Linked DNA regions of Mus musculus: all the other regions are linked to region 5. A link is a loop called in an ENCODE intact Hi-C map of the cell type or tissue named here. Cell type or tissue: left cerebral cortex. All regions are shown on one strand.

Region 1 (5,000 bases), 230 kb after region 5:
AGCACCCAGATAAAAATGTGTGCATCTGTTACTCTAGCACTGAAATGGAGGACTACAGAGAACTTCTGGAGTTTGCTAGCCAGCCGCTCGTGCCAACCAGTGAGCTCTAGGTTCAGTGGGGGATCTTATCTCAAAAAAGTAACGTGAGGAAGTGAATGAGGAGAACTCCTAGCATCAGCCTCTGCCTTCACGTGTGTGGCCACATGTACGCACAGAGAAATGTGTGAGAGCAAGATTTGAACATGGCTGAAAACTGAGTACCAGCATCAAAGGAGCAAGCGCTTTTGAGGTTTCCTAGTAGGCCAGTATCAGACACATCAGCTGTGTATTTAGTCAAGGTACTTGGATAGTTTCCACATTTACTGATAGAATATTCTCAAGAGAAGCGTGCTTGCTATACATAAAAACTGTCATGTTGCATGAGTATACGTACAAGAATGTAATGTGGGTCATGAAATGCTGTGGAGCCTTGATTTGAGTAAGAGCTGGAGAGTCTCCTCTGCTCTTACTGTGAGGATTATCCTATAAATGTTCTTACTGATAGTAGCAGACATTCTTTAGACATTAAAAAAAAACACTTTTATCTGTTATTTATTTATGTGTGTTTGAGTGTGAATGTACCACAGTATGAGTGTAGAGATCAGAAAACTACTATGGGAATCCCATTTTGCCTTTCATTCTGTTGATCCAGGAGACGGATTCAAAGGGTTGTTTAAACTTGATTAGTTATTGGAATTTCAGCACTTGTTGTAATTTCTATCAGGACAGAACTTGGTTTACAGAATTGATGTCAACAGTCTCATAGTGCAGCTAGAAGATTGCCACTAGCACTTAAGTGTGACCTTAGTAAGTTTTATCAATTCTGACAGTTTCATCCCTGTGAGAAAGGGATAGTTATTTATCTAAAAGGATGTGAGGATGAAACATTCGTAGCACCTGCTGCCTGAGGTATGTTTTCTATTACATAATGTATCAATGGAAAAGATTTAAAATTATAGTGTGTATTGGCACTGGATTGTCTTAGTGGGATTTAAGGTTCCCAACTAATGTCAGAGTTAGCATATAATTACGAAATTAGTTTCCTCCCTTCACACATAATACCCAATGTACTATAAAACATTTCCTCTTGAGCACATTTGGGGAGCTGGAGACAGGGTTTTTTCTTATGAAATCCCTGCGGTCCTGGAACTTGCTCTGTAGACCTGGTTAGCCTTGAACTCTGCCTCCTAAGTGTTCAGATTAAAGGCATGCGCCACCACCCCAGGCTCTGGAGCACATTTTACTAACACCGCTGACCAGATACCGACAGATCAATTTATCGCGTTGATTCTAGAAAGCGTTTCCACAAACACTGTTTTAGAGGATGGCCGAGCGTGCAGTTGTGCAGTCAGGACTTAACAGCTCTTAAAGCATGGTTGCAATGACCGGAAAAGGCGCGCAACCCAATTAGTTCAACTCCTCTTTTGGATTCCTTCTGCCACGCAGATTCAACCCTGGAACTCCGTTCCACATTAAACCGAATTGCCTTGATTCGTTACGAAGGGTGGAGGGACAGCTCTAGAAATCCAACAGTCAGGGACGAGCAGCCGTGCGGTCGCAACCTACCGGAGGCTACTGTGGCACCCCCCACCCCCCGGAAGTTTTTGAGGCTCCAGTTACTAGGTCTGGGAGTCACCTTGACCCTCCCAGAAAGGTGGGGAAAGTCCTGGCCGGAGACAGAATGAGTGAAACCAAAGACAGAGAACACTTTCGTGAGCAGAAGACGCCCTCACGTTTTCCTGTTCTCAGAGGTATCTAAAGACCGAGAGTTTAAGGGTGACAAGAGCAGGTGGCAGAACTCCGCCCCGTACTCGCTTCCCCACCTTCAGCGAGCACGCTGCACACTTTCCTTGAGATCCCGCCTCTCAGGCGCGCGCGAAGAGTTGCTGCGCAGTGCACGCTGGGAGTTGAAGTTCAGGAGTAGACAGCCATCCCGGGCTAATCAGTTGTGGCCTACAGGCCCCATGGTGCCGTGCGGCGCAGGCCGCTCCCGGATGTGTGCTTGGCGCCGGAAGAGAAGGCGGCCCCCCTCTCTCGGCCCGGCCATCTTGTGGGAAGAGCTGAAGCAGGCGCTTTTGGCTCGGCGCGGTCCGCTGCAATCCGTGGAGGAACGCGCCGCCGAGCCACCATCATGCCTGGGCACCTACAGGAAGGCTTCGGCTGCGTGGTCACCAACCGATTCGACCAGCTATTTGACGACGAATCGGACCCTTTCGAGGTACTGAAGGCAGCAGAGAACAAGAAAAAAGAAGCCGGCGGGGGCGGCGTTGGGGGCCCCGGGGCCAAGAGCGCGGCTCAGGCCGCGGCCCAGACCAACTCCAACGCGGCGGGCAAACAGTTGCGTAAAGAGTCCCAGAAAGACCGCAAGAACCCGCTGCCCCCCAGCGTCGGCGTGGCCGACAAAAAGGAGGAGACGCAGCCGCCGGTGGCGCTTAAGAAAGAAGGTAAAGCCGGGCGAGGCGGTGGGGAGCCCGGGCTGGCGGGCAGGACGGGGGCGTGCGCCGCCGCTTGCTCGTGCAGGCGGCGGGGCCGCAGAGCCCTCGGAGCCCCTTCACGGTGCGGGGAACGTGGCTGGTCCCAAGTCCACGCCGCTCTCTCGGTCGCTTGCTCGCTCGCAGGCTCGGCGGGAGCCTTCCTTCCCGCCTCGGGCGGACGGAGCGTGCTCCGAGAGGGCGGCCCGGGCGTTCCCGCCGATTCCTGCCGGGCGCTAGCCTCCTGGCTCTAGGCGCTCGGGAAGCAGCGCGGGCATTGCTTCCTGCCCGGCGGGCTCCTGGCTGCCGCTGCCTGCTGTGGGCTCCTGCCCTGCCATCTTGTCCCACAATGGCGCGGACCCTCAAGGAAAGGCCCGGGCTCAGAGTTTCCACTTGGGCTGCGTCTCCGTTTGGGGGTCCCTGTTAGAGTGGAGGGAGGGAGGAGTTGCTGTTTGGGTCCCACGTGTGTGTTTTGTGTTGTGCCCTTTCGCTCTTACGTTAGAAGAAGTTCCTGTAACTTACTGGCGAGAACTAAAGTGTTGGAGAGGAGAAGAATTTAGCCCCACTCATTTTAGAGGGAGTTCCGAATAAAAAACTGGTCATTAGTGGAACCCATCTCATGTCTCCATCTCTTCTTCCAACTAACTCCCTGGAGCCCCCAGGTCATAGGGCTTTGCTTGTTCTGGGCCTCGTGGGCGAAATGAGTGCCCAGCCTGTCATGTCCCGGCAGCAGAACTCAGGCTGCAGCTTTTCCTCCGCACGTGCGTAAAGCGTGGTCGGGTCTTCATTGGCGGCTAATGGTCTCTTCAAGGGCACTAGAAGTTTCATAGTTGTTTTGATTTTAGCATTCTTCTCCATTACTGGCTTATTGTGGATGAAAAGGCAAAGCAATTAGGGGCTAAAAAAGTGAAAAATCAATAGCGAGTACATATAGAATAACCTGTGAATCTTTAAAATTGGTATTATGTTAAAGTGCCTCTCAATGCCACGTGCTCATGAAAGGAATTGTTTCTCATTAGATTGTGTTAGGTTTGAAGTTTTTTGGGGGTGGTGGTGTCTTTCAATGAAGGCTTAGAGTAAAACATCCAGTTCCTAGTAGATTTATAAAAGGGAAGAGTTCTATTAATATATTTGGAAGCATAGTCTGGAGTGTTAGAAAACATCACTTGGGCAGAAGTACTGAGCGGATTAAGCTTCTTGACATTACATAGTTGAATAAGACATTTAATTTCTGTGTTAGGGACACTAGATAGTGTTATTTAAACTACTAAAATTTACCTCCTTTATGACTGTAATTCACAGAAGTACATGAATAAGTTGAGTAAATAAAACACATCACATAGATGAACTCAAAAAATGGTCAAAACATGAAGCATGATTTTAAATTATTCAATTTTCATCACAAAGCCAATTTATGATCTTGCCTGTAAACTAGCATAAGTCATCAATGGAGGACATTTTTATTTATAGCCAGGATTACGTTTGTCATTTACTTCAGAAAACTTTTTCACAATAGTAGTCAACCTTTTTTTTAGTTACGTCCAAGTCTTCCATGGGTTGTACTGGGTATTGAACTTAGAACCTTGTCCTTGCTGGGGAAAATTTTGCATTACACATCTCAAACCCTTAGATCACTCTTTAAAACCAGAGTTGATTTTAAATAAGGTTATATATACATATGGGGAAATTTTGAATAAAACTTCCAGTTAGTGCTGTGTGGTGGTGGTTGGTAGACTTGTAAACAAAGTACCTATCTGTAAGAGTGGAAACAATTGTTAACCTATGGTGTGTCCTGTGTCTCGGGAACACAATGCTGGAATGTAATGTTTTTCTACATAAATTTTGATGCATTTGTCTATTTGAAGAACTTGAATTGGCAAAATGTCATTAAAAGTAGACCAGGTTTTTTGTGTTTAGCAAAAAAAGAAAAGCAACTCTGGATATTAGTGCAGTTAAGAAACTCATGTATCTGGTAAGTACAGTAAAAGAACCTTGTATGCTTTTTAAAAAATTTTTTTTCAGTAGATGAATTTATATTTTGTGGTAAAAGTGGCCGAACCCAGCATTTTGCAAACTAAGTGAAAGTAGCTCTCACTGAGCTACACTCCCAACCACTTGATGAGTTTAGTAAGTTTTTTTCTGATTATGTAGGCCTCATACTGAATATTGGGTGGGGAAGCAAGCCATTGTTCCTTGGGTGTGTTTAGCTTGGTTATCATTACAAGTTCTGAGCTGGTTCTATAGCTCCACCCCAATACACTATACCTCTGATGAAATTTATGTAAATGCCACGGCATAAGGGCTACATTTAAGGCTTGCCCTGAGAATTTACAGAGACTGAGCTTAAATATTAAGGAATTTCACCTTTACTGTATGACTATAGTTAAAGATATCTGAACAAATGAATATATCCTGATGGTGTTCCATTTTCTTAGAATTAGTCACATGTTTAAATATTTTACAAAAACAATTTCTCAGCTGATTTTGTTT
Region 2 (5,000 bases), 120 kb after region 5:
AAAAAAAAACCAAAAAACCAGAAGCAGGGCAGACTATAATTGTCAAGCGCCTATGTTCAATGGTTAGGCCCCATATTAATTTGTCCCAGAACTTCCCAGAACCTGCTGGGGACCTGCTGGGGACCAAGTGCTCAAACATTGTGATACACATCAAACCAATGACTTTCACCTAGCAGGTAAACCAGGCTCTCTGTGGAGAGCGACTCTGGCTACCTCTGCCTCACCTGTTCCTAGATTTCCTTATTGGCCTTGCTCAAACAACTCTTTACCTAGAAGTTTCCAGGGATCTATCAGGTTCCCTGGTCTCTTCTTTTTGTATTTAAACTTCTGATCCTCCTGCCTCTACTCTGAAGTGTCGAGATTACAGATGTATGTCATCAAGCCCAAACAGTGTGGCAATTTTCGTTTTACACCTTCAATAGTAGTGTGCCTTGTAGCCACACAGAGGTCTAATGTTTGAGCTGGAGAAGCAATCAGCTTTTCAGTTTTTCTGTTAAGGGAACTTGATACTGTAGGTAAGAGCCACTAAAAGATGTAACAGAAGGAGGTAACATGACACAGTTCTTCTGAGAACTGCCTGGTCTCCTGTCAGTGAGAATAAGATAGCTCGCTAGCCAAATTGAACCAACTGGTTTGAGGGGGGGGGGCGCGTTGGTGGGAGTACAAGAATCCCAACTCTTCCTTTAAGGCATGGAGATCTTCAGTTTCCTGTGCAGTGGCCTAGGAGCATCGTGTCCAGAGACTAAATCTCTCTGAGATCTCAGGACCTCTGCATTCTGTTCTCATTCTCAAGAGTAGATATGTCTCTGTTGGTTTTCTCTGCCTAAAACTCGTCCCTCAGGCAACCAGACAAACCAAGAGCACAGGTTGTGTGTTCATTGGATGACAGACTGGACAAAAGCTGTCAGGGAGAAAGCGAATCCTCTAAGAGAGACCAATATCTCCTCCAGGGCAAGGGAACACAGAAGCCAAGGTATGACCCGAAAGCCAGCTGATTTGTTTGTGGTGAGAGAATCAGCTTCGACACTGCTAAAAGTTCATACTGGCCAGACCAACGTGTTCTCGCCCTGTTGAAAAGTCCATTCCTACAAAGCCAAATTATTCAAAGGAGACTTGGTGAACAAGTGTTAAATGAAATGTGTTCCCCAGCTTAGTTGTCAATGGAGTTCTCAACCGTTACAGGGATTGCCTTGCCAAAGGACTTCATCATTCAGGTCTGCTGGCCAAGTGTCCTTCTCACCAGAAGACTGATATAAGGCCAGTCCTTGAAGTCTATCATGCTTTTAAGTTTTCATGGCTGGCCAATTTCCTTCTCTCATAATGTTAAACCATTTCCCCCAAGTCACCAAGGATTCATTTAATCCCTTATTGTCACAGACAAACTCAAAGTCATCTACTTAAGAACACATTTAAATACAATTGCCTAGTTTTTAAACAAAAACTTATCCCAACCACTATATATACATACATATACCATATACATATACCATATATATATATATATGCACATATATATATATGTATATACACGTAAAGATATTTCTTATTTACATGTGCTACATGTGTGTTGTTGGCTGCAGAGGGTAGAAGGTGTTAGATTCCCTAGAGCTGGAGTTACTAGAAGTTATGAGCTGCCCCACACAGATGCTGGGAATTCAACTCAGGTCTCTGTAAAAGCAGCAAGTGCCCCTAACCACTGAGCCATCCCTCCACACACAAAACAAAACAAGTCTCGCTATTTAGGTCACTGTATAGGCTGACCTCAAACTTGAGATCCTTCTGCCATTGCTTCCTGGATGCCAGGACTATGATGTACACTGTCACAACAACCCACCTATTATCAGTTGATTTACAAGTTCGTCAAGGTTGCTGGATAACATTTTCTAATGGCTTGCAATGGGAGAAAACAACCTTTTAAATAAGGAGCTTAATTCTCCCCAGGAATCCTGAGTATGGAAACTCTTCCTCCATCTGAGAAGGGAGTAATCTGAAGGGATTAACCTAGTGCCTGGGAAATTGGGTGAGTACATGGGACACAGGAAGAAAAGGGCAGACATTGGAAGGTCTTGGTAGCTTCCAGCCATGGCAGAGTGCTGTTAGGTATAGGTAGCAGAAAGCACTCTACTAGAACACGGAAAACACATCCTTGGTGTGACGTGATGCTGAGTCCCCAGCCCATCTTCGGCACAGATACTCTTCCCCAACGCTCACCTTTGAACTAAATAACGATATTCGTATCTTCTTGGAGGGCAGAATAACAATGCATGAAATCATAGTCCTTTACAAAATGTTCTTGCTTATCCACCCCATTCAGTCGGGCGTCTTAACAGTGGCGGGACTGACTAGTAATCATTTTTTTTTTCTCTCAAACTGTCATAAACATACCAAAACATTGACCTTCATGTGTCTACGTCTGAGATTAACTGCAATAATGAGAAGAGGGAATATAGCAGTGAGACATTAAGAGGAAAGGTGACCCAGTGCGGCTGGTGCTTGTTGAAGCTGGACAGCTGACACAAGGGGTTCACTACGTTGTTTGCTGTACTTTTAGGTCTTCCGGGGTGGAGCTGTGTATTCCTCTGAGCCCTTGTTGTGACATAGAGTGAATAGGGTGAGGAGGAGCCATTCAGCAACTTGGTCTAGCAGGAAGCTCTCCTTCATGACCTGATGGTATCAAGCGCCCCCATGTGGCAAATGTCTAAATCGTCTCTGCCGGCAATAAATGTGAGCAATTGTCTGATCTCTGTGTCGGTGTGGGCGGGGCTGTTGGGGCTGATGAAATCTAGGGCTTTGTGTATAGTAGACAACCGCTACACTTTATCCCCCGTCCTAACTTGTAATTTAAGAAACGTCTTGATTTTGTTTTGTTTTGTTTTTAAACATTTGTCTATAGATCAGCCTTGGTTATTATGTTTCTGACACACTGCTTCAAATCTGCGGCATCATTTCAACTTCCATAACACTTGACTGCTAATTTGTGATTATCTGCTTATTAATCTGATAAATTCTTCTTCCCTTCTCGTCTCTTTTTCAAATGGACTAGAAGGAAGGAGGAAGAGAGGGAAAGAGAACAGAAAAGAAAGGAGGAAAGAGAGAATTAGACTCTTCTCCCTTCCCCTACCCCAATGTTCATGCTATGTCATATGTGGATTAGCAAGAACCATTGTCTCATCTTCTGCCATTGTTAAGTAATTAGCATGTCCGTGCCATTAGACCCTGTTGGAAACTAACTTCTGCCACTTGAGCTTGTCATTTTACTTCCCAGAATATTTCCCCTTTATCTGTAGCATAAGAGTGGCAACACTAACCTGGCCTCTGCAGGGTCACAGTAGGGTCATGCTAAATGGTATTGGAGAAAGCCCATAGACTCCCACAAAGCCCCGTGTTGGGGGAGCATGGTGCTGGAAACACTGTTACAGCAGCTGGCCTCCCTCCTGACCCAACTGCCTGCAAAGGTAACTGAAGTCCACTTAAAAGAGAAGGGCTTTACGATTCTCCTAGTTAGCTGACCTATTTATGAGCGCAAAGCCCAGCAAAGATGGTCTTTTCTTATAGTTTTATTTCAAAAAGGGAGACAATAATCTCCTCTCCAACATGGGTGCAGACAACAGTGCTTGAATTTGCTAAGGCAGATAAGGAACAGGGCATTGAAAATACATCACAAGGCGATACAAGATAATAGAAAAAAGTAAAAGTAAAACCTTCAGGTTTTCAAGTGCCACACAGGAGTCTCAGGTAATGTCATGGGAGTATCCCCAGCTTTTACAGAAAAGGGAGTGGGCAGGTTTTTCTGGTTCACAACTTTCTTTTTTTTTCCCCCTTGCTCATTGTGATGGTTGGTCTTAACTGTCAACATGAGAAGATTTACAATAAGTTTGGAGATCAGGCATTAGGTGTGAAAGGACTCACCCTACACGTGGGCAGCACCATTCCAGGGACTGGGACCCTAGACTGAGTAAAAAGGAGTAACTGAGCCAAGTTCCCGTACTCTCTGCTTCCTGAATCCAGACATGGTGAGCCAGCTGCCTCAGGCTCCTGCCACCATGTCTTCCTGGCTGTGAGCCAAGTTATAAGCCCTCCCTCCTGTAAGTAACAAGAAAAAAATAAGTAGTATGCTCATCAATAATAGCTCACTTTCTTTGGGGTTGGGGGTATAGAGGGGGTCTCTCTAGGTAGCTGAGTCTAGCCCAGAATTCTAATCCTCCTGCATCAGCTTTCTGAGTGTTAGGGTTATAGTTGTACACCACCGCACCCAGTCTTCCAGTAGATTTCTTTAAGAGTGGAATCTTAAAATGAAAGTGGGAAGGAAATGCCTTTAGCCAGGGGATTTCTCATTCTGTGCCTTAAGCTCAGACAATATCTGGACGCTGGTAAGAAGCTAGGACCCAGGAGAAAACATGCGCCCTGTGCACAACTTTCTCACAGATATGTCTGCTCACTAGAATGTGCACTTCTTGGACACGAGTCACACTCCCCAGACCAGGATAAGGCCTGCTTGTGTTTGCTGAGATAATAAATGAGTGGACAAAGAAGCTGGAGATGAGACTCTCACAGAGGTAATCCATTACTTAGTCCTGACTGGGTCCCTTCTTGTTTTCCTAGCAAATTCCCACATTCATCCTTCTGGTTCCAAAGTGGGCTCTATTGTATGTTGCATTTTGTTGGTTTTTTTGTTTATTTGTTTGTTTGTTGTTGTTTAATTTTATCATTATTTTAAAAATGAACACTCTGCCCTAGTGAGATGGCAAGGCCAAGTCGGAACATGATTTTTTTTTTTTTTTTTTTTTTTTTTGATAATTGGATCTTCAAGTTCACCCTTGCTGTCTGTATTTTGCACAGTGTTCAAAGGGAAACAGAGCCATCTTGGGCACGGCCAGGAGTTCCTGCAGAGCAGGGGGTTAGTTGAGTATCTTTTCTAGTAGGATCTGGAGCTATAGTCTATAACCACTATCTTCAAAAAAAAAAAAAATCACATTAAGGGGGAAGAGGGAGGGAGAGAG
Region 3 (5,000 bases), 73 kb before region 5:
CTACTTTTGTAAAGGTTCTTAAACATTTCAACTTCTCTTCCAGCCCACAAACCAGAAAGAGGTAGGGAAAAAGAAAGGCTAATGGGAAACAGCATTTGTGGACCTGTTTAGAAGTAGTTCCTTGGGGCAATTCTAATCTTCGTTGTCAGGATATCATCAGTCCCGTCCAAAACACTAAACACAAATCAGTAGCAGTGGCTCAATCCAGAAGAGACGGAGAGGCTCTGACCATCGGCATGAGTCCATGGAAGCGGCAAGAACCAGCCGGAATACCATGAGAAGTTCTGTGGTGTGTTTCTCTCTGCAAAGTCACAACACACAAAGATCAGCAGAGACCAGCAAAGTGCAAGGCATACTAATGCAAGAGCAGCAGCAAAGACCAGCGAAGCACTGCAGAGAACCAGTGCGAGAGCATCCTCTCTCGGTAGGGTTGTATTTATATTCTTTCTAAGCAGCAGGCACCCTCTCAAACATCTGCTCCAGCAGAACACCACATGCCCTCTCACAAGACAGCTTCCAGAAAAACACCACATGTGTGTTCTCAACAAAACAGCCTCTCCTGTGTCTGCCTCAGCAAAACATCCTCTCACAAGACAGCTTCCAGAAAAGCAGCAGGTGACACAACTTAGCCTCCAAAGCAACCAGAAACTTCCTCTTCGGTCTTGTCCACTCTCCTGTCCAGATAAAGGAAGGGGCAGTGGCTGCTGGTCCTGACTGGACCCTGTGCTTTTTTATTTATGGCATTACTGTAGAGTTTTCCTGCTTGTCCTACCAAGGAAAGCACGTGCTGTGTATGTAGATGAGGGAGATGGTGTGAAGGTAGCATAGTGGAGAGTTGCCTAATCTCTGATGTAGTCAGGTGAGTTGGTTGAGTGTTTTACTCATTTGAAATCATTAATAAAACCAAGAGGCCATGTTGTCTGGCTTTTCAGGTTCCAGAGTTTCTCCAAAGAAGTATTCTTAAGCACTGAGCGCTGGCTGCATTCCCCCAGACAGCACCTTATCTTCGAACCACTTGGAGGTTCATTTTTCCATTTCCTATCATGAGAGTCTTAGGACTCTAGTATATTTTTCCCCTCTGCTATGAAGCTAAATCAAATATACACAAATCCTGGGTAAGATTAGAATATTCTTTCTCTCTTCCAACCCTTCTCATAAATACCTCATTTGAAAGCTGCCTTCTGACTCCTAGGATTGTATGAGCTAATGTAATGTGAAGGCCTCACACAAAATGAACAATCAGTAGTAAACACACGCTTTGGAAAAAATAGGGGAAAATCATTAAAAGTATGTTAGTATCTAGCCCAATAACCTAAAAAGGCACAAGGTTTATTACCTCAAACCACATTCTGTCAATTTTAAAGCAAGACTAATGATAGCCACTCTCCAATGTAGGCCTTTTCCATGGTAAGCAAGTGTACAGCAGGCTCCTGGTAGTGTCTGGCAGCAGAGTCATCTCTATGTATGGGTAAATGTGCAAGTGGGTTTGGGTGTGGAGGCCACAGTACAGCGTTGAGTGATAATTCTCAGATGACTGGCCTGGAACTTGCCAACTAAGCTAACCTGGCTGTCCAGTGAGCCTCAGGGGTCAGCCTGTCTGTCTCCATCTCCCAGCTTTAGGATTACAACTGTGTATCACAGAACACAGTTATTTATGTGTGGTTGCTGGGGGCATCTCAGGTTCTCAAGCTTACCAGGCAAGCCATTTAATGAACAAGTCCTTGGTACACGCAAGCTAGCATGCTATTTTATAACACTGCGAATGCATGCGCTTGCTTACTGCCAGGAGATCTAAGTTTTCTACATTTCCTGCAGTTGTTTTTCACTTTAGGCATGTTGTTACATTTCTCTGCGTCTTGAATGAGAGAAGGAGCCACATGCTGGCCTCTTGACCAGCCACTAGGTGTCATCAATGGTCAACTAATAGAGAAAGTTTTTTTTGCACAGTGTGCAAGCCTGTGTAATTCTCTTTAGAAGCTGGTTGTCTCTGGATGAGGTGGCTGGCTTGCCTTGAAGAGAGGCAGGGAGTTTCTTCAAGCATTTGCATATGTGGACTTTCCAGATAAATGTGATTTAGAGTCCAAGATTCTACTTGTGCTAATACAGGGGAACCTCACAGGTCTCTTGGCAGCAAATGTAAGTCCTGTGGTCAGGTCTTTGCCAGGTGATAACAGGAACTGTACACAGTTCAGCAGTAATATGGGTTTCTCCTGGAGCCACATGCGGTAAAACAGAGCTGTTCTATTACCTGCCAAGTGCCAGGGTCCAAAGGCTTCTTCTTGCCTTGTTCTTGTTTCACAAAGCCAGCTTTTCAAATAGCCCCTCAGATAGTAATGTGGTGCCATCCCAACAGAGGACAAAGGGCAATCTAAAGTGTCAGAATAGATATCACAGATACTTGGGGGGGGGGGGGTCACTCTGGAGCATAATTAGCACCCAGCAGTATTTTGTAGATAATTGGAACTCGGAGTGAAGGAAGGTTAATGTCTTTGGTAAAACCATTCAAGGACAGGATTTTTTTTTTTTTTTTTTTTTTTTTTTGCATGAGCTATTGTTTGTGTCTGGGTGTCTGATTTCTTTTAAAATCTATGAATAAAACCTACTAGTACTTATTGTAAACTTAATATTTAGAAGGTAATATGCTGATTGCTGCACATGAATTTTTTCTGCCTAGTGCTCACAAAACATCCCTTTGATGTGGATATAATTATCATGTTCATTTTACAGATAATGAAACAGAGGCATAGAAAGATTGTAATAGGTCCTATACTTCCTGCAAGTCAACTGTGATTCTAAGACTTAAACTGCAATGTTCCTAACAACTCAAATATATGTTCTATCACTATCATCATTTTAAGATTAGGAAACCCAGGCACAGGGTGGTCTTGGCAGGGTCAGGAAGGAATGGTTCAGAACAGAAATCCGCAGTTAATTCCAAAGTACTTTTTTAAAAAGTTTGCCGGGCTGGTGAGATGGCTTAGTGGGTAAGAGCACCCAACTGCTCTTCTGAAGGTCCAGAGTTCAAATCCCAGCAACCACATGGTGGCTCACAACCATCTATAAGGAGATCTGGCGCCCTCTTCTGGAGTGTCTGAAGACAGCTAAAGTGTACTTACATATAATAAATAAATAAACAAATAAACAAACAAACAAATAAATAAATAAAAAGAGTTTTTTTTAAAACAAGAACATCTCTTTAAAAAAAAGTTTGCTACATTGTATTTTATATGCAGTAAATACTTGGTAAATGTTTATGACCAGCATAGTTAAGGACCTATAATTCATCAATGCAGACAAGAAGAAACCATACAGGTCTACTACCCCTTCCACCCAAAATTGTACTTCTGCCTGCTGCCTTTAGAATTCTGGGCCACAAATGCCATTCCCTGTGGTAGTCTCCACTCTTCAGTTTTTGCTAGAAATTGCATGTCTTTCAAGTAGAACATCAGGGAACAGCATCCTTGGGAGAATCTTGGCTCATTTTATTTTATTTAATTTCTGACATAGATATTTCCTGGACTTGTTTCTTCTTGCATAGTAGTGTCCTGAATAGTCTGTGTAGCCTCAGAAAGCCATGGCTGGAGGTTGCCGTAGTAACAGTCTAGCCCTCTGTATTGCACCATCTGTGTCTACTGTCACATGCACAAAGCACTTTCCAGCCGGGTGTGAGCATGCTCCACACTCCTGATACCAGCCCAATGCCTGGGGAGGGTTCATTAAGAGTCATTGCCCAGATCACCAAGGCCGGGGCTTGGTGCTGCCGTGGCCTGAGGAGGGAGCAGGGCTCAGCTTATCATTCTCCAGACTCACTGGTTTTCTTTCTACTATGCTGCCATATTAGGTAGTCTAAGGGAAGTTGGAGTAAAAACCTCATCAGACTCTTGGATCAGCGCACCAGGCTTGTTTCTGTAGCCACTTGCTCCTCGTAGCATGCTTGCTTTCAGCAAACAGCTCTCAAATGTCTCTCAGATCTCAGCATTCCTTCAGTGTCTTGGGACCCCTGACGCTACCCTCTCAAGAAAAGCACAAGCTTTCTTTTGGAACCTTTCTCTCTAAATACAAGGACATTTTCCACTGACCAGAATCAGTCAGAGGAAGTAGTGGGGAAGGTGTGGAGGAATGTCTCCATGGAAACAGCCGAGGTGGACCGCATTCCCTTTCTCATTGACTCATCAGCCATACTGATCATTGCCTTCTAGCTACACGGGCCATTATTTATCTATCCAGTGCACAGGTAGAATCGGGCTCTTTGTCCTGTAGTCAGAGAGCTAGGAGCCATGGGAACGGAAGGAAGAGATTGGGAGGCCAGATGAGAGCTGGACTTCTCTGGATGTTTTCCTTTCTATCTGCAACAAGAGTGCCTGTCTCTCAAAAGGACACACTTAGGAAGATCATAATGTTTTATGGAGGAAAGAGCCTATTTCCTGTCTAAACTGGGCTGCCCAGGCCCTGTCCAGCTATCTGTGTCTGAGGCAGATCAAAACCCATACAAGATACACCGCCTAAAAAACTCTGGTCCAGAGAATTGTTAAAAGGGGCAGACTACTCCTACAATCTGTTTGGTCTCAGAGATTACAGGTCTGACCACTTGATGAGGCCTGTGAGCAGAGTAAAAGAGGCATGGCCACTTGAGCTGCGTCATACAGGAGTCAGCAGCTGTGCTGGGACCAGATCCATCCCCATGGGAAAGGGTGGCTGAAGAGGAAGGAAGGCCTCATGTCACACATGTATACATACGAAGTTCAGCAGGAGCCTCTTTAAAAGTATCGGCCTTCCATCCTCCATTCCAACAAGAGTTTTTCAGACAAAAAGGAAAATTTAAAACTACTGTATTCTACCACGTTACCCCTAACTCACTTGCCCCTGCTTTTCCATCGGAAAACTGGAGCTGTCCAAAGCCATCACCTTTACGCAGCAGCCAGGCATTGAGGCCGTGCATCTTTTGTTGTTGACCTGTTCCAGCTTAAGAAGCTCCTGCTGCTCTCTAGTGAATGGCTGTG
Region 4 (5,000 bases), 110 kb after region 5:
GGGTTTAGACTACCCTCCTACTGTCTCTCTGTTGTTGGTGTACCTATCTACATACATTTTCTTCATAATTTCGTAATAATTTGACACTAGGCCTGTGCCCTGTGAGCTCCCTTCAAGCAAGTATTATCTCGGTCTTTCTACCTTTCCCAGAGACATGAATAGCTAGCTCCTAAGGCAAACTCAGTGCTCAGTAAGTGTCTCCAGCCTGGACTCATGAAGGCAAAATGGTTGTCTTACACTTAACAATGCTAGTAGCTATGATTATTTGAGTGCTCATGATGGATCAGACACTGTATGTGGCTTTATTTAATCTCTCAACAGTTTCATCAGTTCTGACAAGTGGCAGATAGAAAAAAGCCTGAGGCTCAGAGAGTAACATTTTTTGAGTTCATACTAACGCTCTTGACCTCTGACTCTTAGCTCTAGTACAATAGGCATTTGATTGGTGCTAGCTGTTGCTTTGGGCTGATGTTGTGGGGGACAAGGACCAGACAAGGAGGGGAGCACTAGACATAGTGCCTCTTGTCGTCAGGCCCTTGAAGACCAGCTGTCACTAGAGTGTTTACAGGGACTGCCATATCCCTGTGTTATCATGGAAAGCTTCCTCTAACTCCAAGAGCTCATTTTCACACTCGCGCCTTCCAGCCTTCCTTATTCTCTCGGGGCAAGGTGAAGTCTGAGAAAGCAAAGGAATTACCTTCACCGAATTTCTTTGCTGATAAGACCCAGGGGAGTTTCCAGACACTTTCCTATGACTGTTCCAGCGGAGGACATGGCACGAAGAAGCTGTGACTCAACAGTGAAGAGCAGGGACTGCTGAAGGTTCCCGGGGAAAAAACGCAGTAGCTGCACAGCTTCATCTGGCTGAGGCAGGAAACCACAGGTGGCCAGGGGACAGGGTGGAGGATCTCGGGATGAGAGAGACACTTGGTGTGGAAAACTATGAATGGCCTTGGAGTCAGGTCATGGGGTAGAGTCCTGACATGGCTACTTACCCACAGTGTGACCACAGCTAGCCAGGTAAACTTCCTAAGATTGGGGCTCCTCCCTGCAGAGTGGAGCAGAAGAGAATAAGCCCGGAAGTGTTCAAGCACAGGTAACCCTGATAACAGTAGTATGAGGACAGGAGGGAGGGAAGGAAAAGGTATCGGTGAGGCCACACCCTTGCTGTGGCTCCCCAGGCTGGGCCCTGGCTCAGCAGTACAGAGTGATCCCTGGCCCTGGAAGTGTGAGGAGTGTTTTCTGCAGGTTGCTGTCTTCAGGAAGGGCTGGATTACTCCCCGAGCATTGTGTTTGCACCATGTGTGGTTTTGCTTTGGCAAGCTGGAAGTTCATGACTGGGATACTGACAAGGGGACTTTCCCTCCAGTGGTCAAGCTGGACTGGATGCCCCAGGGACTTGGGCTGTGGTGAATTTCCTCTAACCGTCTAGCACCGGGACTAATGAGCTCCATAGCCCAGCTGACACTTCCCCCTTCTTGCCATTTTCTTTAAGGAAATTTAAAAAAATATATGTTTACAAGAAAGGTGCTCTTATCACTCAACATCGTTTCTTCTCTGACTAAAGCACTAGGTGGCCTGACGTGTATGGCGATGGCTTGTTGTCAAGTCAGTAAGTCTACAAACCAGAGTGCCTGAGGACTGCATCTCACAGTCTTTCTGGGCAGACAGGCTTAGGGACTGAAGGTAAAGTCTTCAGAGGAGATGAGAGATCCAGCTAAACAGCTTTCAGTGCCATATCCAAGGTCACAGACAGATGAGACCCCCTTTGCCCTGGTGCTTTGCCTGGAACCCAGATTGGATGCCTTCTGCAAATATGGAGGGTAGTGGTTGGGTGCATACTCTCTGCCACACTCTCTGTGTTAAATATTGGTCTTGCACTTTTTATTTCCTCCCTGGGGTTTTGAATCCAGGACCTCTTATATGCTAAACAAATACTGCACCTCTGTGGGAACACAGGATATCGCGTTGCATTTAATCATCTTAAGTCAGGTGTCTTTGACTATGACAATTTCTTGGATTTTTTTTTTCTAACTTCTTTAGACTCTCACAGGCAGCCAGGGTCAAAGACATGGGAATCCACACACAGCCATCTGGGTTCAATTCTGGCCTCACTGCTTATATCTGTATTATTATCCTCTACTGACTGACTGTATGATACGCTGTTTCCAAGGGTCAAGGAATGTGATGTTTTCTAACTTTTCCATATATGAAACCAAGAAGATACGTTTATATGTTAGTAAGATACATGGTGTCAAGACTGGTAGCATGAGTAAGTCATTCTGCTCATGGCCAGAGATAAGAGGTTGAGAGGTTGAGACACATCTGTCACCTGAAGCGCTGGCAGGTCATGCTAGGAAGCTGCTGTCTGACACGTGTGGAAACAGTTAGATTCTGCCTTGGCTGGCACGAGCTGTCCATAATGTTTACCATAAATACAAAAATATGAACAGCAAGGAGCCCTGCAGACGGAGACAGTGATAGTGGCAAGTGCTAGGTGCCTCAGTAACTGTGAGTGTGTATGTCTGTGTGTCTGTGTGTGGGGGTATGTCTTTCTAATTCATTCTAATTGACAACACTTGTCTTTGCTGATGGTAGCCAGCTAGTGAAACCTCATGACACATCACTTTACAAGTATCTGACACTTGAAGAATGCAGAAAGTTTTGTATTTGGTAACAAGGGATTGCAAGATCCTCCCACGCTGACCCACACTTCTGTTCCCAGCTTCTCTGGCGCCACCATCTGGTATCACCTGGGTGTTACCATGGCCTTCACCTGCTAAGGTACATAACACCTGCCTCCGCTACCCATATAGAAACTTGTTTCTTTAAGGAAAAATTTAACCCTTGAATAAACCAAATAAATCCCGTTTCTTGGAGAGAGATGGATGATCAATAACCACAAAGAGAAAAAATTTTAACACGGTATAAGCCAAAGCCAGATTATATTCATATAACTGAGAAATTCTGAACACTTTTAAACTGATACAAGATGATATTTTACATTTGCACTTTGTGATGTGTGGTGATTTGGTCATAGGTCAGCTAAAAATAGAATGGCTTTTTGTTGTTGTTGTTGTTGTTGATGTGGTGGTGGTGGTGGTGGTGTGTGGGAGAGTAGGTGGATGGGTGGGTGGGTGGGTCGGTGTATTTTGCTGGTGATCTAACCCAGAACCTCAAGTGTGTTAGACAAGTACTCTACTACTGTGAACATCTCCAGATATAATCAAATTCTGTAAAATTATGGGTTATTTTTATTTTTAATAGAGAAGACAGAAAAATAAGATTTACTCAATGTGGTCACATTAAGAAGAGTCAAACAATTCTAGCAATGCTCGAGGTCCACATTCAGGGATCTTGACAGAGAGGTGAAGTTTAAACAAGAAGCAAGTGATAGCCAGGCATGGTGGCACACGCCTTTAATCCCAACACTCGGGAGGCAGAGGCAGGTGGATTTCTGAGTTCGAGGCCAGTCTGGTCTACAAAGTGAGTTCCAGGACAGCCAGAGCTATATAGAGAAACCCTGTCTCGAAAAACCAAAAAAAAAAAAAAAAAGAAGAAGCAAGTGATGTAAATAGTCAGAAATAGTCAGGTAAGATGTAGTCCTTTGTCCACCCTTGTCTCTGTTTCAAGTCCTTTCAAGCAAAGTTTTTTTCACAAGTTGTCAATCTTTCTCTAGGAGCCGAGGTTCTCCTTTGGCTGACTCCCAAGACTTCAGCAATTTCCTCTCCCGGCAGGAGATTCCTGGAGAGATTCTCATTTCTTGAGAAAGATTCTTTCAATAGACCCATGAGGTTATGTGTGTCCCTGAATTGGTTTCTCCTGGTCTCACAGGTAGCATTTACAACAGCACCTCTTTCTGGGGAGCGTCCCCATGATGAGCCACCACAGTGTGTCACCCCTCACAGTATAGAAACTTGGTGATGCCAGCATGCAACCTTCTAGGAACAGTGAGTCTTTAAGCAGAACCTGGGTCTTCCTACACACATTTGAAAGCAAGTCTGGGTGAATGGGATGACCATGCTTCTAGCATCTACCTTTGTTCCTGCTGTGAGGGGCTGCAGCATAAAGGGGCCCTGGGACGTGCTGCACAACCCTCCTGCGGTATGGTATCACAACACTAGTCATTGACCCCAGTTGAGCTTTGTACCCTTCAAGATAACATCAAAGTCAAACTTCGGGTCTGGCCTGTAAGTTTGCTGGCTTCACATTTACTAAGTGCACATTTCCTGAGGCTGAGGAGTTAGAGGTGGGTAGGGCTGATTTTCTTTGCACTTTACCAACAGTGTGCCAACACCAACTCTGTCTAAAGATTCTTATGCCTCTAAGACCCAGAGGGATTTGTAGATGAGTTCACACTGTTGATGCTGGCTTCCAATTTTGTGTTTTTATGGGTATGTTTGTGTTTGTGTGTGTGTTTCCTGTGCTTTTCTGTTTTCTCTCTTTTTGTTTATTTTGTTTTATTCTAATTTGTTTATCTGTTTTCCTCTTTGTTTTCTAAAGAGAAAGAAGGTGCGGAGTACTTAGAACCTTAGTCCCAGAGCTCAGGGTGCCTGCTTCTGCCTCTGTATTATTCCCAGTGTAGACTATTAACTGCAAGACCAGTCATAGCTTCTGAATATGCCCTCCATGCAAATGCCGTACTAGTTAGTCAACCAGAGTGGCACTACCAACCTCAACAAGTGTTGGAGGAGAAGCAAAGACACTGCGGCATATACTAGTCACTTACATTAGGAGAGAGAGGGGGCTATGGTGTTCTAAGGATAGGAACTAGCGTTAGAGCAACCTTGAGAAAGACATAGAGGGGAAAAGAAGTGGAGAAGGAGAAGGTGGGATACTTTTAGGGTCCACAGATTTTACAGGTTTTATTTAAAGCTGTGGAAGGTTATGTGTGGGAGGTATAGAGTATAGCAGGTTAAGGAAAGGGAGAAAATGAGACAGGAATGAAAGGGAAAGTGTGTAAGTTGTACAATGGAAGAATAATAGAGTGTGCCCAGTCT
Region 5 (5,000 bases):
AGTGGGAAGGCTAAAGGGCTTGCTCGAAAGGAATTGCTCTCAAATCTCCTGCTAATATAAAAGTAAATGTTGTTATTCCAGTTGTTTGGGATTACACATTGTCTTCAAGCAAAGACTAAATAAGGCCTAGAAATCCACATTCCTAAGAGTAGAAAAGCAGAAGGCTCATAGGCCTATACAAGATGGGCAGAAGCTTAAGGGTTTTGTGGTTTCTTCTGCTCTCCCTGATGGTCACAAGAAGGCTGGCAAACAGTAGGGGCCCAAGGAGTTCCAGAGAGGAAGGGAGGGAGGGAGGGAGGGAGGGAGGGAGGGAGGGAGGGAGGGAAATAGAGAAAGAGAGAGCTCCAGAGAGAGAGGAGAAGAGAGAGGGAGGGAGGGGGAGGAGGAGGGGAGGGAGAGGGGCAAACAGTGGAGACTATAGCTCTGCCAGGCTTTGTCTTCAGCACACACCTTTGCTTCCCTTGCCTCTGCCTCCCAGCTACAGTTAATTACCAGGTGCTTTCTAACCAGACAGTAGAAAGGCTTCTTCTACTGAAGTCTTTTCTTCTTCTTTTTCCTCTGACACTTCTTCCCTGACATAATCAGACCTCTCACAGCAGTAGGGGAAATTCTCTGGGAAGAGGCTACAACTTGACAAAACCTGCCCTTTGCCACGGTTCTCCCTTACGCTGGTACTGTATAGCCAGCCACTCACCCTATTTACTACCCCATACCTCCCCAAGTTATCTACCTACAACACTGACCAGGTCACTTCCTTCTGCAGACTGTGGCAAGTTCACAGAAAGAAGCTCAAATACATAATGGTGATGCAAGAACTCCTGTCAGCATCTGAGCTGAACCCCCACCTTTCCAACCCTCTCTCACTTATCTGCCTACACCAGAGGCAGGCAGAGACACCCTCGTAGGTCTCTCTGCAGGCTGTGATCTTTGATGCCTCCAATGAAATGTTTTTTCCTCAGTAAAAGCTTCACTCATCTTCAAGCAGCTTTGGTAACCCTCCTCTCTGCTTCCACGTTTTGCATGCAATTAATTATAGCATTTAAGTCATTCACTGTAATTTAGACTTTGCAAGGTGAATCTTGCCATATTCCCTTTTTCCTTACCCCGACCCTCTACAACCGCCCCCCCCCACCATCTTCCTGCCTAGTGTAAAATACAGCAAAGCTTCAATAGAATGTCCAATAATCAATATTGTAAAACACAAACCACACGTTGAGAAATGACACAATTATTCCATACCAGTTTATTTTAGATAATGTGCTTCAAAAACTTTATCATAAATAACCTTTCACATCATAAAATAACTTAGTAAGATTTATAATAAAACTTCTGAGAATTTAACATCTCATCAAAATACATTTAAACTGTGGCTTGAAAATATGATTAATCCTCTTTTACTTTCCTTTTATTTGAGGGCATAAAGACCAAAAAAAAAAAAGAAAAAAAATACCCAAACTATTGCTATACATTTAAAGTTTCAACAAAGCAATATTTGGCTTATTTGAAAGTAACCTGGCCATCCTAAATTAGCAGTTTTCTTTCTTGCAGTGCTTTGTAGTTTTTGTCCCTTTTGCCTTGGATTTCTCTTTTCTCGCAGCTTCCTTCTTCAGGCTCACCTCTCTCTCCCTCTGCAAAGTCATCTCTGAGCCCTCGTGCAGTTGAACTCGGCCCCTTGACATCAGTTTCTGTAATCCTTGCATCAGCGTGGGGAGTGACTGCTTGAGTAACTACAAAGGTATTTCAAAACTTCAGTGCAATTTGGTTCAGTTATTTCCATTCGGATGCCATCACCGTTCCGGGAGATTAATCACGGGCACCCACTGATCCATGTAGCGACTTTCCCGGCAAAAACAAATAAGTTGACTTAAGGCAGGATCCTTCCATTGTGATGAATGTGGGTTCTGTGAACAGATTTTGAAAAAATTACTTCCCCGGAAAATAATCAGCTTCTGCTACTAATTGTGCTACTTTTGAAAGGGCCAAACCCCGAACATTCTGTTAAAAACAGCATCTAGCATAGTCTAAACACCTGTAACGTGCACGGAACTACACAGAGTTTTGCATATTAACTACCCCATTCTGCATGAGGTTACCATTCTTAAGACCTCCCTTCCAAGCATGTACCCTGGTGGGTCATAAGTAAAAGACTCCTGAAAAGCATTCTCAGGCTGTGTGCACGGTGAGGGCTGCAGGGCAGGCAGCTGCTGAACTCTTATCTTCCCTGACGATGAATAGCACATTTTACTGGCAGCAACAAGTAACCAGGCAGTCACTTCCCTACACAAGTCAGAAGAGAAAGAGTACAAAAACAAAAAACCAGAAGACCTAGACAGCACGGTTCTTTCTGAAAACACTATCAACCCACCACACATTTTTAAGCGGTGGGGAGGAGGGAGCTCGTTTAAACAAACTCAAGAGCAGCAAAGAAAAGAATTCCACTCGGTACACTTCAGAGTATCTATCTATATCCAGGGAATTAATAAGGTCTGTCTCCTACACCACTTCTACCTTTAGCTTTGACAGCAAATGAAGAATGAAGCTAACTTCTTAACGAAGGGTAAACCGGGAATTTATTTGGCTTTATCTAATCTGTTCTGCTCAAAGAATTAGCCACGCGAGGTTGTGCAGAGGTAAGCAGAGGTAGCAGCTGGGCAGCTTGCTGACTCACAGGGATATCTTCCGCCGCTGGAGGCCACCCACGAGCTTAGACACGCTCCGTACCCTATCACAACCCCCGCGAGATCAGCGTTCAGCTCGGACAAGGTCCACCCCAGCAGATTCTGGGCTGCAGCCCCGGGTCTCTTACCGTCACCAGCACACAGTGCAGGTCCGGGGTCTGCGCGGCGCCCCCGCTCTCCGCCGGGCCCGCGTCGTTCTCCAGTAGCAGCAGCTCAGCTAGCCGACCCGGGTTGCTGACCCGCAGGATGTTGATGTCGTTCTCGCAGCAGAACGCACGGATGAGGGTGAAATGGATCTGCAGAGCCACATCCCGGTCGTCGTCTTCGTCAGCAGCCAGCAGGCACAGTACCACGTTATCGGGGTCTCTGCGGGCAGCGGGGCAGCGGTGAGTTGCATACGCTCAGGGGGGCGCGGGGTAGAGGCGGGTGGGTGGGCGAGCGGGGAACGCGGGCCACTTACACGTTGAGCAGCTTGGCAGCCTCGTACACGCCGACCGTAATGGTGCGCTGACTCCGAGCCTTGCTGAGCACTTCCTCCAGGGCATCGCCCACCGTGTCCATCCTGCGGGCGGCAGGGTGAGAGCGGGTCAGCCGGGTCCCCGGACGCGAGGCGGGAGGGGCGGCGGCCACCGAGTCGGCAGGCACACTTACCTTTCGGTCTTCTGCTCTGCAGCCGAGAATTCCTCCAAAGTCATATTGCAAGTGCGAGTCCCTCCCTCGGCGCGCGGGCTGCTCCTGGCCCCCACAGTGCGCGGCGCCGGCTCTGCGCTCGCTCCCACCCTCCCTTCTCCGCTCCGGCCGGCCGGCTGCTCGCCTAGCCTCGCTGGGGAACTCTGCACTGCTGCCTCGGGGCCACTGGAGGACAAAGGGCCCGATTCCGGAGATATGGGGCTAGCCCTCAGCCAACCAGGTCCAGCTTCATTTGCATGCAGTCAGGCCATTGGGTTATGCAAATTAGCAGACGTTGACACCCAGACCCTCGCTCCACCAAAGCAAGGCAGAGTTGAGCGGAAAGGGGCGGAGCTACGCGGGAGGGAGCCCACGGGACGAAGGTGGTGCTGAAACCCGGTTGGTGGGGTCCTGAGCCAGCTCTAGGTAGTTTGTGGAGCCTTCTGGTGCGGAGGGCTTTGCAGTGGTTCAAGTGTCCTCAGCTCTGACTGAAACAGCCTGCCAATTGTTTTTCTGGTTGTGGACATCTTTTGATTGTCGTTTCGTGCCCTTTGTGTTAAGGGGCTGCTTTTTAAATTTTACTTCCAGGGATTAATGCACTCCAGTCTAGCTGTTGTTAGTAAGCATATTTTTAAGTGTCCAGACATGCCGGGCAAAGCTTGCTTCAGTGTTTATATGCAAGTTTCAGGTAAACCTGCTTATTCCCAGTAGTAGTCTTTTGGTGCCCTGATGGCTGGTTTGATTTGGTTTTGGTTGGTTGTGAGAATTTGAAACTCCAGGGAGAAGAAAAAAAAAAAAAAAATCGCATTTGTGTGTAGTGGTGGCACAGTACCAAGTTGGAATCTTTTCCACAAAAAGTTGGTGAAATTTCTGCCTACTCCATGTAAGGTGGGGAGCTGGTGATCGCATGTTTAACGAGCCAAATTCACCGTTCTTAGAATCCTTCCTGAAGAAGGCTCCTTCTGATCAAGTAAGAGCTAAGAGAGAAATTCTGTGGTATTCAGAGGTGCCATCATGGAAATTCGAGGTGCTCACGATGTTCCCTGAGCGTCCCATCACAGGCAGAAGAGTATGACACCACCTTTACTGTCTATGAGCTCACTCTGAATTACTGAAGCTGAATCATGAAGCTGTAACTGTAGTACATTTTAGCCATGTGCTCAAATTTCACCTTTGAGATAATAGCAACTTGTAGGTAGAAGGCAAACCCTCGTAACTGCAAGCAGGAGTTACAAAGTAAAAACAATTTTTAATGCAAACTTTTACTGGATAGCTCAAAACTCTCTTTGTTTTATGAGCTTATTCAGTAAATACAAAAGCATTGCCTGAACCTACTAGTCACGGAGAGTGGTGAAATTGCAGCCCATATGCTTGCATTCTTAACAGTGCTAATATTGAGGTCACTGGGTAGCTTACAGTTACAGAAGTAAATTTTGCAGAGGTACATGTGAGTTATCCTTAAGATTTTTTTTGCGGGGGGAGGGGTGGTTTTTCGAGACAGGGTTTCTCTGTGTAGTCCTGACTGTCTTGGAACTCACTTTGTAGACCAGGCTGGCCTCGAACTTAGAAATCCGTCTGCCTCTGCCTCCCGAGTGCTGGGATTAAAGGCGTGCGCCACCATACCCGGCAAGTTTTTATTCTTGTGGACAAAAT

What was found. A loop is a pair of places that touch in the nucleus more often than their neighbours do. Peaks named below come from ENCODE experiments on the same cell type or tissue, not always from the same donor. Only the 100,000 strongest peaks of a DNase experiment are listed, where the experiment ranks them.
Region 1: it touches region 5 in a loop (5-fold over the local background); 5 of 42 quality-filtered maps call a loop at or near these places.
Region 2: a loop joins it to region 5, with 5 times the contacts of the local background. A loop is called at or near these places in 24 of 42 quality-filtered maps.
Region 3: a loop joins it to region 5, with 4 times the contacts of the local background. A loop is called at or near these places in 22 of 42 quality-filtered maps.
Region 4: a loop joins it to region 5, with 2.9 times the contacts of the local background. A loop is called at or near these places in 29 of 42 quality-filtered maps.

Annotation. Positions count from the first base shown.
Region 1 is chr6:67,264,927-67,269,926 of GRCm38, forward strand. It overlaps Serbp1 (serpine1 mRNA binding protein 1), which reads left to right and starts at 2,053. Exons shown (of 8, transcript NM_001113565.1): 1 at 2,053-2,483. The coding sequence starts at 2,171. In left cerebral cortex, no CTCF peak of the experiment used is centred here; DNase peaks (open chromatin) are centred at 1,973 and 3,093; H3K4me3 peaks cover 3,568 bases; H3K27ac peaks cover 1,391 bases.
Region 2 is chr6:67,156,281-67,161,280 of GRCm38, forward strand. A430010J10Rik (a long non-coding RNA gene) reads left to right here and starts at 1,521. Exons shown (of 3, transcript XR_001785271.1): 1 at 1,521-2,020; 2 at 2,552-4,556. In left cerebral cortex, a CTCF peak has its summit at 2,692 (motif pointing left); a DNase peak (open chromatin) is centred at 2,691.
Region 3 is chr6:66,960,767-66,965,766 of GRCm38, forward strand. The region is part of intron 3 of Gng12 (guanine nucleotide binding protein (G protein), gamma 12); the gene reads left to right. Among named protein-coding and RNA genes, the nearest start is that of 4930597O21Rik, 39 kb to the left of the region's middle. In left cerebral cortex, CTCF peaks have their summits at 1,895 (motif pointing right) and 3,084 (motif pointing left); DNase peaks (open chromatin) are centred at 518, 1,919, 3,634 and 4,094.
Region 4 is chr6:67,139,691-67,144,690 of GRCm38, forward strand. No RefSeq gene overlaps it. Among named protein-coding and RNA genes, the nearest start is that of A430010J10Rik, 16 kb to the right of the region's middle. In left cerebral cortex, a CTCF peak has its summit at 2,746 (motif pointing left); a DNase peak (open chromatin) is centred at 2,734.
Region 5 is chr6:67,033,872-67,038,871 of GRCm38, forward strand. It overlaps Gadd45a (growth arrest and DNA-damage-inducible 45 alpha), which reads right to left and starts at 3,536. Exons shown (of 4, transcript NM_007836.1): 1 at 3,330-3,536; 2 at 3,139-3,240; 3 at 2,807-3,044; 4 at 1,225-1,901. The coding sequence starts at 3,373. The coding sequence ends at 1,788. It overlaps E230016M11Rik (RIKEN cDNA E230016M11 gene), which reads left to right and starts at 2,728. Exons shown (of 7, transcript NR_040278.1): 1 at 2,728-3,064. In left cerebral cortex, CTCF peaks have their summits at 2,671 and 3,519; DNase peaks (open chromatin) are centred at 2,722, 3,614 and 4,200; H3K4me3 peaks cover 2,614 bases; H3K27ac peaks cover 1,225 bases.